Linked DNA regions of Homo sapiens: region 2 is linked to region 1. A link is a contact called in ENCODE Hi-C or POLR2A ChIA-PET data. All regions are on one chromosome and are shown on one strand. The core of a region is the stretch at or near the end of the contact, and the rest is flanking DNA. Distances in the headings are between cores, read along the strand shown. Region 1 overlaps SLC2A14 (solute carrier family 2 member 14). Region 2 overlaps FOXJ2 (forkhead box J2).

Region 1 (4,416 bases), core at 589-3,088:
TTCCACCTCCCTTCCCTACTCCTCCAACCCCTGGCAATCACTGATCTTTTTGCTGTCTTTTTGCATAGTTTTGCCTTTTCCAGAATGTCATACAGTTGGAGTCATACATTATGTAGCCTTTTCAGATTGGCTTATTTCACTTAGTGATATTCATTGAAGGTCCCTGCATGTCTTTTCGTGGCTCATTTCTTTTTATCACTGGATAATATTCCATTATTTGGATGCACCACAGTTTATCCCTTCACCTACTGAAGGACATCTTGGTAAGTTTTAGCAACTACGAATAAAACTGCTCTAAACATTCGTTTGCAGGTTTTCATGTAGATGCATGATTTCAACTCATTTATGTAAGTACCAAGGAGGGTGATTGCAGGATCACAGACAAGGGTTTTAAAAGTCATCTTCACTTGATCTTAGCCAAAAGGCCGAGAAGCGGGAAAAGACTTCTTCTATACAAGTGCCAATATATAAGCAACACAGATAATTGCTTGCATGAAGTGAAGACAGTTCTTTGAGTTCCTTAACTTTTCTCTAGCAGTGCTCTAAAGCTATAAATGTCCTTCTTTCTCTGTGTAGCTATCAGTGGGACACAATCACCAGGCTACCACCCCCCTCCCCCCACTCACAGGAAAACAGCTACATGATGACTGAAGTGCTTAGCTGACTCACATCTACTCTTTCTTTTTCTCTTTTTTTTTTTTTTGTTTTTTTTGTGATGGAGTTTCGCTCTTGTTGCCCAGGCTGGGGTGCAATGGTGCGATCTCGGCTCATCGCAACCTCCGCCTCCCGCGTTCAAGTGATTCTCCTGCCTCAGCCTCCCGAGTAGCTGTGATTACAGCCATGTGCCACCACACCCAGCTAATTTTATATTTTTAGTAGAGATAGGGTTTCTACATGTTGATCAGGCTGGTCTCGAACTCCCGACCTCAGGTGATCCGCCCGCCTCAGCCTCCCAAAGTGCTGGGATTACAGGTGTGAGCCACCGCGCCTGGCCACATAAATGTTTTAATATAGGCATGCAATGTAAAATAATCACCTCATGGAGAATGGGGTATCCATCTCCTCAAGCATTTATGCTTTGAGTTACCCCCTCATCTTTTTAGACCCTCAGACAACTTAGTCAGCTGACCAATCCTTCCTGAGAAATAAATGTTCTTTTTCACCCTTTTTTATGTCTTCCTGAGGAAGGCTGACGGTGAATGAAGCGCATTAGACTGAGAATAGCTGCTGAGTAGAAAGCCGGTGGGAAAACAGAGAATTTCCTGGAGGCATGGGAGGGGCACGCTGTAATGAGTGGGAATGTCACAGGCGCTGTTTCAAAAAGAGTGGATGAAAGCCTGAGAATGCGGCTGTAAAGGCTACTGGAAGGCTCCTCGGGCAGGGGACAGGATGTGAGCCCCTGGAATAGACTCATAAAAGAAAATGTTAGCACATACCATTGAATTCACTGAGACACATGAGAAAATATGGGAAAGTCGGAGAGTGGAAGAAAATGTAAAGACCCCCCTCCTCCCCAAAGAGTACGTTGTGTAGTGGGGTAGAGTGGAAAATCAATCCAAGAAAAGTAGCAAACGGACCCAAAGATGAAGAGGAAGAAAAGAAACAGCAACACGAAACGAAAAAAAAAGCCACCAGATTTGTTGCAACGTTGATGTAAACCTGGCCGTCTTCCTGAACCAGTGACCCAGGGTTTCCGCTTCCCTTTGCTGTCATCTTGCTCAAGTCTAGAAGCTGAAATATCATCATCAACTCGACATGAGGGGATAACCTCTGGATCCACTCATCAGATGCTCATCAGACGTTCCAATTACAAAACTGAACCTCTTCTTAGTGCTGGGGCGGTTAGAATGCAAACATTTCAAGAAAAAAACACATTGTTTTCTAGTGGTGATAGAATTGAGGGTGAGTTCTTCCTTCCTTTATTGTTGTCTTTTCTTTTATTTTTTTCTACTTTACTGAAGGGCACATGCAATAAAGCAGATAAAAATGCACTAATCTGGAGTTTACAGTTGGGTGAATATTTATATCTGTATTCACAGGCATAACCATTAACCAGATCAAGATCTAGATTCTTTAACATTTCTTGCTCCTCAAAAAGTTTCCTAGTGCTGGTTCCAGTCTATAGCCTCCTTCTCCAGAAGAAATTGCTATTTTTACTTCCGCCATCATCAATGAATTTTGTTGTTCTTGACCTTTAAATGGAACCATACAGTATGTACTCTTTTGTGCTCAGATGTTTTTTCACTGAGCATCGTGTCTACGAGTACTATGTGGTGGTGTTGGTAGTTCATTCCTTCTTACTGCTGAGTAGTATTCCACTTTTGGCTATGACAACATTTACTTATCTATTCTCCCACTGATGTATGCATCATTGTTTCCAGTTCGAGCTATTATAAACATTCCTGATATTTGCTGAATGTATGAATTCTTTTCTCTCGATTGTATACTTGTTGTATGCTTAGGAATGAGATTGCTGGGTTGCTATTTTTTGCCAGTAAATAGTAAACTCCTTTTTTTTTTTTAGACAGGGTCTCACTCTGTCACCCAGGCTGGAGTTCAGTGGCACAATCTCGGCTCATTGCAGCCTCCACCTCCCAGGTTCAAGCAGTTTTCGTGCCTCAGCCTCCCGAGTAGCTGGGATTACAGGCAAATGCCACCACATCCAGCTAATTTTTACATTTTTAGTAAAGAGGGGTTTCACCATATTGGCCAGGCTGGTCTCGAACCCCTGACTTCAGCTGATCCACCCGCCTTGGCCTCCCAAAGTGCTGGGATTACAGGTGTGAGCCACCGCACCGGGCTGTAAATCGTAAATTCTAAGCAAAAACAAGTGAGCTACATCTTTGTCTTAATATGTATATGGTATTTTAATAATCTTTTTATCCATTATTTCAATTGATCCTCAAAACTTTTGTGGTAAGTAAGTAAAGTAGTTAACATTATCACCATTTTATAGGTGCAAAAACTGAAAGAGAATTTAAATGATCAATTTAAGGTCAGAATATTAATAAGTTGTGAATTACGACTAGAAACTGCATTTTCTGATCCCTAGCCACGTTCATTTTTCCTTATACATTCTTTCTATTTCACTAGCCTCGTGAATGGAGAGGTCACCCAATCATCCCGTTTGCCCAGGACTATCTCAGTTTTAGCACTGAAAGTACCTGGGCAAACCTCTATGGTTGGTCATTTTACAAAACAAAGAAAGGGGTCAATGGATATCACAGCTTGCAAATGGCAGAGAAAAACAAAACCAACTTGATTTAGTCTATTCATGCTCCTCCATTCCCAAAGGAAAGTTATTTTTAATCAAGGAACAATAAAATAACCACACATTTATGTACTATGTATGTCAACTGTATTGCTTGACTTCGGAAATCATCTAGACTAGTGCTACTCAAATTGTGGTCCGGGGACCAGCAACATCAGAATCTCCCAGGATCCTGTTAGAAATGCAAACTCAAGGCCAGGCGTGGTGGCTTACGCCTGTAATCCCAGTACTTTGGGAGGCCGAGGCGGGTGGATCATGAGGTCAGTAGATTGAGACCATCCTGCCTAACATGGTGAAACCCCATCTCTACTACAAATACAAAAAATTAGCCGGGCGTGGTGGCAGGCGCCTGTAGTCCCAGCTACTTGGGAGGCTGAGGCAGGAGAATGGCATGAACCCGGGAGGCAGAGCTTGCAGTGAGCTGAGATCGCGCCACTGCACTCCAGCCTGGGCGACACAGCGAGACTCCATCTCAAAAAAAAAAAAAAAAGAAATGCAAACTCAAGGCCAGGCGTGGTGGCTCACGCCTGTAATCGCAGCACTTTGGGATGCCAAGGCGGGTGGATTTCCTGATCTGAGGAGTTTGAGACCAGTGGGGGCAACCTGGCAAAACCCCATCTCTATCAAAAATACAAAAAATTAGCTGGGCGTGGTGGTGCATGCCTGTAAACCCAGCTACCCAGGAAGCTAAGGCAGAAGAATAGCTTGAGCCTGGGAGGTCGAGGCTGCAGAGAGCTGAGATGGTGCCACTGCACTCCAGCCAGGGTGACAAAGGGAGACCTTGTCTAAACAAAAAAAAGAAAGAAAGAAAGAAAAAGAACTAGAAATGCAAACTCAAGCCCCTCCTATCCCCCCAGACCTACAGAATCAGAATTACTGAGAGTAGAGCTCAGGAATTTGTGTCTAACCAGCTCTCCAGGTGGAGGTCAAAGGAAACGGTGGAAAAAGGAAGCTAAAGTTTGAGGGAAAACTGATCTAACCAATTTTATTTACAGATATTTGGATATTTATATAATTTAAAGATCTCTGAGCAGAATTATTCCATTGCTTTAACTCACTCAACAACCCTTCCCTACATGAAACAAATCTCATTATTGGTTAAAAAAAAAAAAAACTTTATCCTTATTAAATCTCTTATCTAACAT
Region 2 (4,416 bases), core at 1,100-3,599, 200 kb after region 1:
ACATTAGCCTCGTGCCATTATTTTGGGGAGCGTGGAATGTGTGGCAGCCACCAGCTCATTAAGTTTCATTCACTTCCCTCCAGGGACGATGCTTTGGCAGGGTTTATGGGTTCATCTCTTTTATGGAAGGGGGAAACTGAGGCATCAAGACTTCACTGGGGGCCAGGCATGGTGTTTCACACCTGTAATCCCAGCACTTTGGGAGACCGAGATGGGTAGATCACCTGAGGTCAGGAGTTCAAGACCAGCCAGGCCAACATGGTGAAACCCCACCTCTACTAAAAATACAAAAAATAGCCGGGTGTGGTGGCGTGTGCCTATAATCCCAGCTACTCGGGAGGCTGAGAAAGGAAAATCGCTTGAACCTAGGAGATGGAGGTTGCAGTGAGCCGAGATCGCGCCACTGTACTCTATCCTGGGCCACAGAGCAAGGCTTCGTCTCCAAAAAGACAAAACAAAACAAAACAAAAACAAAAAACACTTCATCAGAGAGGCACGGATGGTTAGGGACAGTCCAGCAGGATTTGGAATAGAACCAAGGAACCTCAGTCTCTGAGGCTCTACATGCTGGGCTGCCCTTCACAAATGGGGAAGTGAAGAGGGTGAGGAAGTGGGATGGGTCAAAGGAGAACGGTGCGGAAAGATCAAAAGAATCAGATGCTACAAGCTGCTTGTAGCTGGTGAGATTTGAATATATTTTGAGTGCTGGGGGCTGTATCTGGAGGGCTGACTGGAAGGGGGCTGGAGAAAGGTTAAATTTAACCTCAGTGTCCTAACCTGGTGCTAGGGTAAGGGTAGGGAAGGGCGTAGAACAACTTGCAAAAGGCTGAGAGTGCTTCCCTTTCAGGAACTCACTGTGATTGGCATGTGCCAAATGGGTTCTTCTGTAAGCCCTCTAAACACTTTAAATCCACTCTCATGCCCCTGTCCAATGCTGGGAAAGTTGTTTCAAATGAACATCAACTGAAGGCCTCCGTGCTCTTAAGATGAAATTTCCTAGGGATCTTTAGAAGGAGATAAATAGGGAATAGGGCAGAAGTACTTTAGGGACCTCCCCATCTGGGGAGGACCCAGGAGGACCCTGGTCATTGGAAACCTGCTCATTGGCATGCCACTCTTCAGCTCAGATGACCCAGCTACAGGACTGTGATCCTGCTACAAGTATACAAGTATATATGTGATCTGCTATAGCCCAGGGACTGGGGTGTTTTGACTTAGTAGTATTGGAAGGTGTGAGGTTCCTGGAATGATTAAGTGTTCCTATTAGTTTCCAAGTTTCCATGGTTAGGGCAAGGTGGCAGTGGGATGAAGAGGATAGTGGGAGAGAAGCTAAGGATAAAGGGGAAACCCTTCATGACGCTATTTATAAACATGCCAGCCCCCCTCGCTCCGCCCCTTTTCTCCTGTCAAACAATTCTTGGGTTAGAGTTGCGTCTCTTGCTGCCCCCGCCCCTGAGGCACTAAGGTGTTTCCTTCAGCCTTGTGGAGTGAGTGTGTTGCTGGTTAGGAGCTGGGTACTTGTGCACACATGCAGATTGCCATCTGCGTGGGTGGGACCTTGGGGAGAGGGGAGTAAGTCAGAATGCTGACCCCTAGGAGAAAGGCTTAAGGGTCAAGGGCAGAAGAATCACTACCTAGGATAGAAGAGGGAGCTGAGACCCTGAAGGATGTGTTGGAGTCAGGAGAGAGGGGGACATGGTCCTATCTGCTGTTGAGCTTTGGCCTGCAAAGTGTGTGGATCTGTTGTATTTTATGGATACGCTTGTGCATATATCTGGCTGTGGATTTAGAGATCACTTACATCATACGTTTCTGTTCAGGATTCTGAACTTTGAGGCAATCTAGTCCTGGCTCCTCAGGAGAAGTGCCCTGGTGGGACTGAGGAAGACAATGTTAGCTGGCATCTGGCGGCTGTGCAGGCACAAACCTGCTAGGCAGCAAGTGCTTAGGGGGTTGCTGGCATCAGCTCTAGGGGAGTGCCAAATGGCTACCTAGGGGTTCCTGCCAGCCTTTCTAGACCCTGCAATACAGATATCACCCATCGTTCTTCACCTTCCCTCGCAAGATGTCACTAGCTATACCTCTCTGCTGGCAAGAGTGCCCAGGCAGTGTGGGTGGCAGCAGGGCGTGCAAGCATCAGGCGTAGGCGGTCTGGCAGCTCCAGGAGTTTGCATGGAGGTGCAGCGAGCGTGCCTGCCTGGCTGGGAAGGAAGGAGGGAGGAGGAGGGCGGAGAAGGGGAGCCAGCTCCGAGCTCCAGAGTGGCTATTTTTAGCCAGGCTATCTGATTGTTACCGGTAGGCACACAGCTGGGTGTCTCCCTGGCTCGGTGAAGCCCAGCAGGCTGAGAGGTGGGAGGTCCTTGTGGATGACTTCTTCCTGGTGTTGGTGTCTGTGGGCGGGAGCGTGCAAGGGGTAGCTTAAAAAGTGTGAGGGCAGCTGTGTACTTCAGGATGTGTTGCTTCTGTGTGTGACTTTGTCCTCTGGTGGTAATGTATGCTGTATATGTAATCGTGATCTCTGTGTATGTGCTTCACTGTTTATGAGTCTGTCTGCTGGTTGTCATGTATACTTTATGCCTGGGATATATCTAATATGCCTCAGGTGCACATGTGTGTGGGATAAAAAGGGCAAGTGCTCGTAATGCATCTAGTAGGAAACATCTTTAGACGTGTTGGTGTGTGCTTCATCCGTGTATGTTTGTATTTAGGTAGACTTTTGCTTTATATGTACGTTCGTGCCGTCTATCTGTGCATGTTGTATGAAAATATAACAGGTGTCACATGATTGCAGAATGGACTTTTAATTTTACCTGCTATCTAAGTGGGGTTTTTCTTTTTTCAAACCCATTCCTACATAGTTTAAAAATACTATGTTGTAGGGCTATGAGTAAGGTGAATTGAGGAAATAGCTCCATTTGGTGTGAAGTTTGGTCTCTTTTAGTCTTACATGGAGAGGCCCCTTGGCCCTGCTCCACAATAAGATGTAGGGTAACTAGCAGTCCATCATCTGGTAGATAGATCTGCTTGGGGATTCTGGGAACACCTGGTGGAAGGCCATGCCATGGGTGTCTTATGGGAATGAGAGTAGGAAGAAACTCTACTTCCCTCAAACAAAAGGATTTGAGTATTACTTGCCCCCAGTATTTTCGTCTCCTCTTTGTCTTCTCTGCAGAACCCAGAAGTACCATGGCTTCTGACCTAGAGAGTAGCCTCACCTCCATAGACTGGCTCCCCCAGCTGACCCTCCGAGCTACCATTGAGAAGCTTGGAAGTGCCTCCCAGGCTGGGCCTCCCGGGAGCAGCCGCAAGTGTTCACCAGGGTCACCCACAGATCCTAATGCCACCCTGAGCAAAGACGAGGCAGCAGTGCACCAGGACGGCAAGCCACGATACAGCTATGCCACTCTCATCACCTATGCCATCAACTCCTCTCCAGCCAAGAAGATGACCCTCAGCGAGATTTACCGCTGGATCTGTGATAACTTCCCCTATTACAAGAATGCTGGCATTGGTTGGAAGGTGGGAATGCTTCTATAATCTTGGCTTAGGTTTAGGCTTCAACAGCCTTTTTAGAGAAAAAGGTTTTGTTTCTTCTTGTAACCTGTTCAGTTTACTCTGGTTTGTCTCAGAGATGTGAAAACTTAAAATCTCATATGTTCTGCCCTCTACTTTTTTTTCAGAGTTGAACAACTTTTATAAGGTATATTAGGGAAACTCCAAGCCATTAAGTATAGTGATGGGGATGGCAGGACGCTGTTGCTCATCACACCCTCTTATCTTCTTTTTTTTTTTTGAGACAGAGTCTCGTACTGTCGCCTGGGCTGGGGTGCAATGGCATGATCTCGGCTCACTGCAACTTCCACCTCCCAGGTTCAAGCGATTTTCCTGCCTCAGCTTCCTGAGTAGTTGGGATTACAGGTGCCCGCCACCGTGCCCGGCTGATTTTTTGTATTTTTAGTAGAGATAGGGTTTCGCTATGTTGGCCAGGCTGGTCTCGAACTCCAGATCTCATTATCCACCCGCCTCAGCCTCCCAAAGTGCTGAGATTACAGGCATGAGCCACTGCACCCGGCCCACATCCTCTTGTCTTCTGATCCCTCAAAGAGGATATTCACTCATTTCACAAATGTTTATTGCCATTCTACGATGTTCCAGTCACTGTGCAAGGCATGGCATCACTCCTTCCTACCTAGAGGTAGGAGTCTAATCTAGAGCATCAGATTTCCATAGCTCCATTGCACAGTCATCATCTTTTGAAAAGCTGCATTCCAAGAAAAATCATAATATAATTAGGTTCTTTACAAACAGCTGGCTACCAAGCAAGTAATGAGAAGTTAAGTTGTTTGGCTGGAGATGAAGAAAGAAGGGGCTCCTCTCCTAAGCAAAGCAAGAAGGCTGATAGGCTCAATTTTTTGG

The links. A loop is a pair of places that touch in the nucleus more often than their neighbours do. ChIA-PET counts read pairs that join two places held with the same protein, here RNA polymerase II (POLR2A). Pooled maps may share reads with other maps.
Region 2: POLR2A ChIA-PET joins it to region 1 with 17 read pairs in activated T-cell. The contact joins two enhancer-like sites. A Hi-C loop is called at or near these places in 4 of 50 pooled maps. POLR2A ChIA-PET finds 5 or more read pairs at or near these places in 8 of 52 experiments (A549, BJ, H1 and 4 more).

The regions. Positions count from the first base shown.
Region 1 is chr12:7,842,034-7,846,449 of GRCh38, forward strand. All of the region lies in intron 2 of SLC2A14 (solute carrier family 2 member 14), which reads right to left. Among named protein-coding and RNA genes, the nearest start is that of SLC2A14, 29 kb to the right of the region's middle. RefSeq lists an enhancer at 237-1,121. Within about 2 kb of position 1,839, at least 4 of the 41 ENCODE cell types and tissues checked have a DNase peak (open chromatin) inside an H3K27ac peak, as active enhancers do.
Region 2 is chr12:8,036,647-8,041,062 of GRCh38, forward strand. FOXJ2 (forkhead box J2) reads left to right here. Exons shown (of 11, transcript NM_018416.3): 2 at 3,173-3,519. The coding sequence starts at 3,187. Among named protein-coding and RNA genes, the nearest start is that of FOXJ2, 6.1 kb to the left of the region's middle. RefSeq lists enhancers at 666-765, 2,274-2,403. Within about 2 kb of position 2,350, at least 26 of the 41 ENCODE cell types and tissues checked have a DNase peak (open chromatin) inside an H3K27ac peak, as active enhancers do.